Regions from separate parts of the Mus musculus genome. Here region 1 is linked to region 2. A link is a contact called in ENCODE POLR2A ChIA-PET data. All regions are on one chromosome and are shown on one strand. The core of a region is the stretch at or near the end of the contact, and the rest is flanking DNA. Distances in the headings are between cores, read along the strand shown. Region 1 holds the start of Riox1 (ribosomal oxygenase 1). Region 2 holds the start of Rbm25 (RNA binding motif protein 25).

Evidence for each region. ChIA-PET counts read pairs that join two places held with the same protein, here RNA polymerase II (POLR2A).
Region 1: POLR2A ChIA-PET joins it to region 2 with 10 read pairs in embryonic stem cell. The contact joins the promoter of Riox1 here to the promoter of Rbm25 in region 2. POLR2A ChIA-PET finds 5 or more read pairs at or near these places in 3 of 5 experiments (Patski and embryonic stem cell).

The regions. Positions count from the first base shown.
Region 1 is chr12:83,946,244-83,952,144 of GRCm38, forward strand. Riox1 (ribosomal oxygenase 1) reads left to right here and starts at 4,365. Exons shown (of 1, transcript NM_023633.3): 1 at 4,365-5,901. The coding sequence starts at 4,449. All of the region lies in intron 16 of Heatr4 (HEAT repeat containing 4), which reads right to left.
Region 2 is chr12:83,628,884-83,634,760 of GRCm38, forward strand. It overlaps Rbm25 (RNA binding motif protein 25), which reads left to right and starts at 3,360. Exons shown (of 19, transcript NM_027349.4): 1 at 3,360-3,534.

The sequences.
Region 1 (5,901 bases), core at 3,115-5,614, 320 kb after region 2:
TGCCTCTGCCTCCCAAGTGCTAGGATTAAAGGCATGCACCACCACCGCCCGGCCTAATGGACAGTTTTGAAACCATCAACAATGAGCATTCATGTGACATATTTATGTGTTCAATGTTTTTTTTTTTGTTTTTTGTTTTTTTTTTTTTTTTTGTTTTTTTTGTGACAGGATCTCACTATTTTGGCCAGGTGGGTCTGTGGACTCATGTGATCTTCCAACTGCAGCCTCCCACGTAGTTGGAACTATAGGTGCACATCATAGAAATGAATTTTTACACTTTTATCCTTTGTTTGTTTAAGATACATTTCATTATTTGTGTGTGAAAGACTAGGGGTATGTATTCGGACATGTGTGCAGGTGTATGTACAAGCCACAAGAGGGAGTCAATATCCTGGAGCTGAAGTTACAGGACGTTGTGAGCGACCTACGTGGGTGCTGGGAACCAAACTTTGGTCCCCTGAAAGAGCAGTACTCATTATAACCACTGAGCCATCTCTCTAGCCTTGGGTGAACACTTTACAAGGCTACATTACTATAAGTAGAAGTAATTGAAGAAACATAACAGTGATTATCGATAACGGCATTTTGTCCTCCAAAGTTTATACTTGGATTTACCAATAATAATCACTGTTGTATTACCATGGTATCATGGTTCTACCATTCATCCATATTATATATAGATGTATGTAGGAACACATAAATACAGACATATGCTGGCACATGTAACCCCTAGACAAATCCTGATGTAATTCTTATTTTGCCTGATTTCCCTCTCCCTAACTTCATTCATAAAAATACTGCAGAGCTGAGTGTGGCTCTTGCCTGTAATCTCAGCACTGAGGAAGCTGAGGCAAACGGATTTCCATGACTTTGAGGTCAGCCTGGCTACACGGTGAATTCCAAGCCAATAAGAGCCTATTTCACCACAGCAACCGCCCCCCACCCCAATATATTTAAGGACATCATTTCAAATCACTCAGTGCTACACACGTTCGGAGATCGTTATTAATAGCTGCTTCTGTGGTGAGAACTAAGCAGGGCCACAGGAGAAGAGATGGAAGTAGAGATAAGTCAGATCCCAAAGGGCAACTCCCAGCTTCACGGGAAATGAGAAGACAGAGATAGCAGCAAGACTCTTTATTTAAGGAAATCGCAACGTGTTCAAAAAAAGAAAAGGATGAGGTCACAGGAAAAACTGGGAGGAGAAGATATTTGTATAGCATGCGGAAATGACAAAGAGAGTCTTCTAGTAGCTAAACACTAGCTCCTCAGCTTTATAAGCAGAGAAGCCCAACACAACCCCAAGTCCACTACAGGCTGTGCCCGTTGTCACCCGGAACCCCCCTTCTTTTTGAAAAGATAATTTAATTCAAATTATCAAATGTGTCAAATATGACCTGCCCTTTGTCTGTATCTATCTACCCAAGCAATCCTAATACCAGGATGCTCTCAGTACACACAGCCTTTATGTCAACAAGGAAGGAAGTTCTTCGGGCTGGGGAGTGGCTCAGTGGGTAGAGCGCTCACTGTGCAGGCATGGTGACCTGAGTTTGGAAGCCTACTGCCCATGTGCAAAGCCAGGCTTGTACTCCCAGCACTGGGGAGGCAAAGACAGGAGGATTTCTAAGCTTACTAGCGAGCCAGACTGCCCAAGCCCTGAGCTTCAGGTTCAGTGAGAGATCTTGTCCCCAAAGAGGACACCTGCCATTGATCTCTGGCATCCACATACATGTGTGAGTGTAGACACACACACACACACACACACACACACACACTTTAAAAAGGAAGAAGGGGCCCGGAGGTTTGGCTCAGTCATTAAAAGCATTAATTTCTCTTTCAGGGACCCAGGTTTGATTCCCAGCATCCTAGCTAAAAACTTGGCAGATCAAAACTAGCTATAACTCCAGTTCCAAGAGGGATCTGATACCCTCTTCTAGTTATATATGGTCCATGGACATGCAAACAAGCAAAACACCCATACACATACAATGAATCTCAAAAAACCTTTTAAATTAAATTTAAAAAACAACAACAGTGGTTATTAAAAAGGGAAGGCTATGCCTCCTGAGACTCCTTCTGGCAGACCCCTGTAGCCTCCTTGTAGGGCACAGAACTTGGGATGACACTGGAGGCTTTTTTTTTTTTTTTTTTTTTTTTTTTGGTTTTTCGAGACAGGGTTTCTCTGTGTAGCCCTGGCTGTCCTGGAACTCACTCTGTAGACCAGGCTGGCCTCGAACTCAGAAATCTGCCTGCCTCTGCCTCCCGAGTGCTGGGATTAAAGGCGTGCGCCACCACGCCCGGCTGACACTGGCGGCTTTAAGACCCCACTCCCAGTGCTGGGCAGACCCTTCACAACCTCCCATGATGGCTTTATCTGATATGGATAGCTCCTCTATTAGGTTTGTTACAGTAACTTTCCCCTAGCTTTGACAAAAAAATACCTGAAAAGATATTTCCAATTCAAGGGAGGATTTATGCGAACCTACGTTCCCTCGTGGTAGGGTAGAAGAGGCCGCAGGAGCAGGTCGCAGCCAGTCACACTTCACCCTCACTCAGAGCAGAGAATAAAGACGCTGTGCAGATCGCTTGCTTGCTTTCCCCTCTTACCCACTCCAGGACGCCAGCCCATGGGATGGATGGTACTGCTCACTTTTACAGCGGGTCTTCCTACTTCAACCTAAGGTAAACAATCTCTCACAGAGGTGCCCAGAGACTTGCCTCTTTAGTGATTCTAGATCCTGACTGTAGTCATAATGTTATTGTGTACTATGTAAAGATTATTCATGAATTATTCAAATGTGGACTTCTGTACCCCCATATATATTTGCAATCCTTATTCTGAGAATCTCATGTCTCAATGTGGTGAAAAACTTGCTCTACAATAATTCCCTGATTGGTCAGTAAAGAACTGATCAGCCAATGAATGAGCACGAAAGAGAATAGGGCTGGACATTTGCAGAGTTCGAGAGAGGAAGTGGGGATTGGCTGGGAGGAGAGACTCCAAGAGAGATAAGGAAAAGGAGAAAGAAAAAACAAAGAGCAGTCCGGGAGCCCAGAGAACCAGATCAGTACTAAAATGCTGCAAGTATCAGGAAGATTCTGTCGGGAAGGTGCTAGATTAGCATAAAGGATTAAAATAGAGTAACCTGCTCAGTTGTTGTGCCCTTAAAGCTTTTTGAGTAAATATACTAGTCCAGTCTCAATTCTTTGGGAGTTAGCTGGGTTAAGAGGAAAACTGCAACACACTATGTAAAATAACACTAACACCTGTCAAGTTGACAATCGGTGTTAACCATCACAGGTTCCAATCAATTCATTTAAGCTACCTAACTCCCTGAGAAAGTATTGCCATCCTGCCCAATCAAGACCTATGTTCTGCCAGGCATGGTGGTACATACATATGTAAAATACACACACACACACACACACACACACACACACACACACACACACACACACACTCACAAGAATGCTTGCAGAAGCGGTGTCTGCGGGGGGCTAGAGATGATGGTTCAGTGGTTAAAGAGTGTTTACGACTCTATCCAAGGATCAGAGAGAGATTTCCACAAACTACTGTACTAAGAGATTTCTCTGGCCTCCTTGAGACATACACGTACGCATGCACAAACTTTTTAAAAAGTCAGAAGCTTGAAGAAGAGGAGGAGGAGGAGAAACAGCCTATTGCAATGTCATATTGAGAGGCAAGCCCAGGAGTTTGAGGTTAGAAAGGACTATGTAGCAATACACTGACAAAGTGGAGAAGTCCCTAACTTCCTTTTCAGAGGAAGAATATTAATTACAAGCGGCTCACCCTGTAACCTCAGCCTTCCCCGTGCATGAACCACCATACCTGGCAAGGCTTTGTAACTGAGGAGAGAGAGGAAAAAGAAGAGGAGAGGCTTAACAATGAAGTTTTCTGCAGTGAAGAGAGCCAGTAAGAGCTGTGCTTCATACAGAATATCAAACTTTGCCTTCATTCCATTCTACCAGGAAACTGCCTAGGAACAAAAATGCCTACCACAAAAATGAGAAAGCGGACTAAAACAGGAAGCCAGGCTCAGCGCTGCACACCTTTAATCCCAGCAATCGCGAGGCAGAGACAGAAATCTCTGTGAGTTCAAAGCCAACTTGGCTCACCTAATAAGTTCTAGGACTATATAGCTACGGCTTCTGTAGAAAGATTCTGTCCCAGAAAAGCAAAAAAGAGGAATGAAGTTGTTTTCTTTTGAAATGCCTCGTGCCTTCTTTTCTTACACGGAGTCTTTATCTGGTAGAGAATTTTGCCTTGCCAGTGCATACTACCGCGGTTTTAAAAGGTGACAAACCGGGCTAGCTGTAGGACCCAGGAAGACGGTAGGCTTGGCCTACCCAGGGAATGCCGAAGGACTCGCCCCCTTCCCAGAAAGCACCACGGCCGCGGAAGCGTGGGACCCGCCGGCCGCCCCGCTATGGACGAGCTACCGAATGGCAACGGTGCGGCGCTGCTGAAGCGCGGGCGGGGGAGGCGCCGGCGGCACCCGCAGTCGCAGCCCCGCGGCGCGTCGGTCTTGGCCCTGCCCTTGCGGCCCCGGAAGATCCGAAGGCACCGGAAAAGTGCGGCGGCGTCCCGCGTGGCCGCGCTGAGAGCTCGCGCGCTCCGGAGCGAGGACTCGGACTCGAAAGTGGCGGTGGCCTCGGTTCGGGGCAAGCGGAAGAGGCCGGCAGAGCTGCTGGAGGCCTCGCGGTCGGCGGAGCCGCGGCCGGTGTCAGCGCGCCCGAGGTCGGCTTCGGCGACGCTGCCGAGCCGCGTGGAGGGATGGGCTGCGCTCTCCCGGAACCTGGGGACGGCCGCTCCGCCGCCGCCGGGCTCGCACGCGGATGAGCCGGGGCGACCCCGGGCTTCGCCGCTGCAGCAGGTACTGACGGAGCTGAACGGCATCCCCAGCAGCCGGAGGCGCGCCGCCCGCCTCTTCGAGTGGCTCCTGGCGCCCCTGCCTCCGGACCACTTCTACCGGCGGCTGTGGGAGCGGGAGGCGGTGCTGGTGCGGCGGCAGGACCGCAGCTACTACGAGGGTCTCTTCTCCACCGCCGACCTGGACTCGATGCTGCGCTACGAGGACGTGCAATTCGGGCAGCATCTGGACGCCGCGCGCTACGTCGATGGACGGCGGGAGACCTTGAACCCGCCGGGCCGCGCGCTTCCCGCCGCCGCGTGGTCCTTGTACCGAGCCGGCTGCTCCTTGCGCCTCCTGTGCCCGCAAGCCTTCTCGCCCACCGTGTGGCAGTTTCTGGCCGTGCTCCAGGAGCAGTTTGGCAGCATGGCGGGCTCCAACGTCTACCTCACGCCCCCGGACTCGCAGGGCTTTGCTCCTCACTACGATGACATCGAGGCTTTCGTGTTGCAGCTGGAAGGTCGGAAACTCTGGCGCGTCTACCGACCGCGGGACCCGAGTGAGGAGTTGGCCCTGACATCTAGTCCCAACTTCAGCCAGGAGGACCTTGGTGAGCCTGTGCTGCAAACGGTACTGGAACCTGGAGACCTGCTCTATTTTCCTCGGGGCTTCATTCACCAAGCTGAATGTCAGGATGGAGTCCACTCCCTACACCTCACCTTGTCCACCTACCAGCGCAATACATGGGGTGACTTCCTGGAGGCTGTACTGCCTCTGGCAGTGCAAGCGGCCATAGAGGAGAACGTGGAGTTCCGCAGAGGCTTGCCCCGAGACTTCATGGATTACATGGGGGCCCAGCATTCCGACTCTAAGGATCCTAGAAGGACAGCTTTCATGGAAAAGGTGCGGGTCTTGGTTGCTCGCCTGGGACACTTTGCTCCTGTCGATGCTGTGGCTGACCAGAGAGCAAAAGACTTCATTCACGATTCCCTGCCCCCTGTGTTGACCGATAGGGAACGGGCTCTAAGTG
Region 2 (5,877 bases), core at 2,110-4,609:
GCACAGCAGCAGTCTATTATCAAATGGAAGTGGTATATACGTGATCGGGCCAGAGCAGGTCCTGAAGGCACAAGCAAGTTACATGAAGAAGTTGCTCAAATGCCTATGGTTTCTACTCCTGTTACAATGCCATCTGCTGCCAAGCATGCACCTATAGCCTCATGGGGTGTTCCCTATGATCAACTGACCGAAGAGGAGAAGACTAGAGCCTGGTTTACTGATGGCTCTGCACGTTATGCAGGCACCACCCAGAAGTGGACAGCTGCAGCATTACAACCCCTTTCTGGGACAACCTTGAAAGACACAGGTGAAGGGAAATCTTCACAGTGGGCAGAACTTCGGGCAGTACACATGGTATTACAGTTTGTTTGCAAGAAGAAATGGCCAGATGTACGATTATACACTGACTCATGGGCTGTAGCCAATGGATTGGCTGGATGGTCAGGGACTTGGAAAGATCACAATTGGAAAATTGGTGAGAAAGACATCTGGGGAAGAAGTATGTGGATAGATCTCTCCAAATGGGCAAAGGATGTGAAGATATTTGTGTCCCATGTAAATGCTCACCAAAAGGTGACTTCAGCTGAGGAGGAGTTCAATAATCAAGTGGATAAGATGACCCGTTCTGTGGACAATCAGCCTCTCTCCCCAGCCATCCCTGTCATTGCTCAATGGGCACATGAACAAAGTGGCCATGGTGGTCGAGATGGAGGTTATGCTTGGGCTCAGCAACATGGGCTTCCACTCACCAAGGCTGACCTGGCTACAGCTGCTGCTGATTGCCAGATCTGCCAACAGCAGAAACCAACACTGAGCCCCAGATATGGCACCATTCCTCGAGGTGACCAGCCAGCAACCTGGTGGCAGGTTGACTACATTGGACCACTTCCTTCGTGGAAAGGACAGCGTTTTGTTCTTACTGGAGTAGATACTTATTCTGGTTATGGATTTGCCTTTCCTGCACGTAATGCCTCTGCTAAAACCACCATTCACGGACTGACAGAATGCCTCATCTATCGTCATGGTATTCCACACAGTATTGCTTCTGACCAAGGAACTCATTTCACAGCCAGAGAAGTACGACAGTGGGCTCACGATCATGGAATTCACTGGTCTTACCACATTCCCCATCATCCTGAAGCAGCTGGGCTGATAGAAAGATGGAATGGCCTTTTGAAGACGCAGTTACAGCGCCAATTAGGTGGTAACAGCTTGGAAGGCTGGGGCAGAGTTCTTCAGAAGGCAGTATATGCTTTGAATCAGCGCTCGATATATGGTACAGTTTCACCCATAGCCAGGATTCATGGGTCCAGGAATCAAGGGGTGGAAAAAGGAATAGTTCCACTTACTATCACTCCTAGTGACCCTCTAGGAAAATTTTTGCTTCCTGTCCCCATAACTCTAGGTTCTGCTGGCCTAGAAGTTTTGGCTCCAGAGAGGGGAGTGCTCCTACCAGGAGCTACAACAAACATTTCATTGAACTGGAAGCTCAGACTTCCCCCTGGTCATTTTGGGCTTCTAATGCCCTTAAACCAACAGGCTAAAAAAGGAATAACAGTGTTAGGAGGGGTGATAGATCCAGATTACCATGGGGAAATTGGATTACCTCTTCACAATGGTGGTAAGCAAGATTATGTCTGGAGTGCAGGAGATCCCTTAGGGCGTCTCTTAGTACTACCATGTCCTGTGATTAAAGTCAATGGGAAACTACAACAGCCTAATCCAAGCAGGATGACAAAGGACGCAGACCCATCAGGAATGAAGGTATGGGTCAATCCTCCAGGAAAAGAGCCAAGACCTGCTGAGGTGCTGGCTGAAGGTGAAGGAAATACAGAATGGGTAGTAGAGGAAGGTAGTTATAAATACCAATTAAGGCCACGTAACCAGTTGCAGAAACGAGGATTATAAAGTAATATGAATGCCCATTGTAAATTTACTAATGCGTTTGCGATTGTACGAGGGATAGTTATATCATGTTAGGCGTATTTACAACCTTGTTATTGTTTCATGTGAACATGAGATATTATTTGTGTCAAGTTGACAAGGGGTGGATTGTAGTGGCTATTCCTGGTTGTCAACTTGACAATATTTGGAATGAACTACAATTCGGAATTGGAAGGCTCACCAGTGACCCTTATCTGGAGGCTTGGAGATCCTTATCTGGATCTTGGTTTGAAGATCTTGAGCCATAGTGGCTATGGATTCCAGAAGATTGAATCTCCGAGTTAAGGAACACACCTTTAATCTGGGCTATGCCTTTCATCTGGGATTAAAGGTGTGGTGGAACACACCTTTAATCTGGGCTACACCTTTTGCTGGAGACAATATAAGGACATTGGAAGAAGGGAGTCTAGCTCTAGCTCTTGCTCTTGCTCCTTCGCCTGCTTGCTGCGTGAGACTGAGTAACTGCTAGATCCTTGGACTTCCATTCACAGCTGCGACTGAACCATTGTTGGGAATTGGGCTGCCGACTGTAAGTCATCAATAAATTCCTTTACTATTTAGAAATTATCCATAAGTTCTGTGACTCTAGAGAACCCTGACTAATACACTAACCAACCAAGGTTTGCTATTTGTTATCCCAGGACTCCAGCTCTCCCAGGACAGGAATAAATCTCACTCTCCACCTTCAGAGAGACAAGCTCCTTGTAAACGAATTATAAAATCCTTCTGAGTAACAGGAAACAAAAGCAGCAGATACTGCTTATAAATTCCATAATTTGGATAACCCAGTAATTTGTGAGTATTCATTTTCACTGTTTTAGTATTTTTAGTCATTCGCACACTGCGGAAAGTTGCATTAAATATTCTTACAGGTTTCTGAAGATACCAAGCATCTAGTTACCTCTTTGACCCTGTTACCTCGCCTAAGATATAGTGTGTGTACGCACAAAAAGTCCAAAAAACCCAATATAGCCGTTGCCAGTTATTTCTTGGTGTGAGCAGTACTTTGCGAAGAACAAATGACATCTGGGCTTTCTATTGAGGTTCTCGGTCCCGCCCAGGTATCAGGTCATCGAACCTCCAAGAATCAGGAGACCAAGGTTCTAATTCCTGGAAAACGAACTACCAAAAAATGTGAGAAAACCTGTAACAAGCCCCGCGCGAGTAACCAGCCGGAACCTTGACCTCAAGATGGCGTCGCACAGTCATAAGATTCAATCGGCTCCAATCAAAAATGGCAGGGTGGGTGGTAATTTACAGCTCGAGCCTCTCTAGGTCCCACTAGACAATCCCACTCTATGGTCATCCCTCTGTACTTAATGAGTCAGAGGCGACGGCGGAGACTATCTAGGCATCACCTTCTCTATGGTTATCCCTTTCCACGCCTCCTGGCGCAGTGCACGCCGGGCAAGAGGAAGCCCTCCAGGAGCTCCCCGCGCAGCGCGGCTGTGTTTTGCGGCCTAGGCGAGTAGGCGCTTCGGAACCAGTCTCTAGAGTCGGGCGGCGCGCAGACACCTCGAACCGGTGGAGCCCCACTCCATCACCTGACGCCCAGAGGCCGCGAAGACAGTACCGTTTTCTTAGCGGCGGGTGAGTCCACGCTTCCGAACGCGTGAGGAAACCGCTCGACCTGCTACCTCAGCTGCGGGAGGAGGAGGCGGCGGCGGAGAAGCCAGGGCCGCTGTGGAGGCCCAGCGGGGTGGGGGGTGGGGGGGGGTGGGGAGACGGGGCGGGGTGGGGGAGGGGACGGGCACGCGGCTCGGGCTTCTCTTCCCCTCCAAGGCCTCGGAAAAACCAGTGAACCAGGAGCCCGGGGAGGCCGGGCCCACGGCCGGAGCGGTCCTCCGGGAATTTTATTTTATTTTTTGTCGCCCACTTTGTCTATTGGCTTCCGTTTCAGTTTGGGAGCGAATCGCCTCGGGCCCTGACGGGGCTCCTGTCTTAGCCAGGGCTAGGATCGGTCGGCCCGGAGGCCCTTGTCTCCTCGGGGCCTCCAGAGCCACCTCTCAGTAGGTTTCCGGGGCCGAGGACTCAAGTGCCTCCAGGCTGCGCCTTGAAAGTAGCCTGCGCCCACTCTTGGAGCGAGGTGCGGGCCACCAACGGATTTCTTTTCTGTCTGGTAGTCTAGTGCCAGCCGCCAAAAGAACGGGCCCCACCCCTCCTTGAGTTTATCGAGTGGCCACTTTTTTGGTTTTAAAGCACCTTTCCTGCTTGTTGGAGCTAGTGATGAGTTTCACCGTCTGATCCCCTTTCCGATTGGGAGGGATGCTGTAAAGGATCTCTCCATTCATTCTAGGCGGCACCAGCCTTCTTCATATTAAAATATGCTGCCCTCCTTTTGTTTTCAGTATTGATTTTTAAATACAGTTTTCGAAATAAGAGTATGAAGGTTATCTTGAAGTTATGTAATAATGGATTTATATTGACGTGGAAATGCCATTTTGATACAGGTCAGAGTAAAGCCGACCAAAAGGAGGGAAAAGATTGGGCTTCTCTTGTATCATAGTGCTTTAGTGAAATAAGGTGAATCAGGTAGAGGCAGTATTGTATAAACAGTTTTTTTGTGTGTTGTCTGTGAGCACCCTCAATTTCAGTTTCTCTTCAGTTTAAAAATCTCTTGTTTTTTTTCCCCACAAGTAAGAGGGTCGCTGTATGATATTGATTCTTGTAAGCCTGTATATAGATTTAAGAAAGGTTGATAGTTTAACGGGGAGTATTCACACCACGAATGTAATTTTGTGAGAACTTTAATTTTTTTATAAAAGATATTTCAAAGAGTTCAGTGTTCTCATAAGACATTCAATTGCTCAGTTGTGATTCAAGCAGACAATGTGCTTATTAAACTTTTTTAAGTCTTGATTTTCTTCATCAGTAAAATGAGAGTTACATTTCGATCCACTTCACAGGTTGGACTTTGGGACTGGAAAAAATGTATGTAAAATGCTCACTAAAATTTTGTATAACATGATGTTGGCTTATACTAATAAATGGTGTTACTTAAGAATTAAGAGTCAGACGTTTCAGAGACTTTTTACATTTCTTCCTGTGTACTTAGAGTAGACTTTAACATATTTAAGCTCCTTACTTTCTCCACTGGTAGGGAATTGAGACCTTGTGGTTTCATGAAACTTTTGAATTGGTAATTTCTCAGTGGGGAACTTTGGAGTCTACACCCACTTACTGTGTTTCCCTGAACAAATTAGCTTCTTGGATACAGACGGTAACCCTTGTACACCAAGGAATCTAGGAGAGAAAAAGGATATTGAGGACTTTTACAAGGAAAAAACATGTTGGCATCAAGTCATTCTGGGATTATCTCTTTTTTGTGTGTGAGGAAGGTGTCACAAAAGTATTTTCTGCTAAGAATTTTAAATATATTTTGTGTGGATGGGTTGATTGGGTGTTTTGCTTCCATATATGTTTGTATACTGTATTTGTGCCTGGTGAGGCCAGAGGCCAGGAAAGGATCTCCAAGAACTGGAATTTTAAAATGGCAGTGAAACACCATATGGGTTCTGGGAATGAAACCTAGGTCCTCCGGAAGAGCAGTAAGTTTTTGTAACTGCTGCGCTATCTTCTTCCTTTCTTTTGGTAGGATACCAAAAAACTTCTAGGGAAAAAAATAGTGTTTTGCATTTAGCCATTGTGTATTAATAATTTTGGCTAATAGATCTATTCTGTGATTATCTTTTTATTGCAATGCTGTGTCTGAATGAAGATACACACACTTGTGCGTGTTAACAATGTTGTGTTGAGTTATTGACTTCAGGTCAAGGGCTTTTCACATTACTTTTTTTTTTTTTTTTTCGAGACAGGGTTTCTCTGTGTATCTCTGGCTCTCCTGGAACTCACTCTGTAGACCAGGCTGGCCTTGAACTCAGAAATCTGCCTGCCTCTGCCTCCCAAGTGCTGGGATTAAAGGCGTGCGCCACC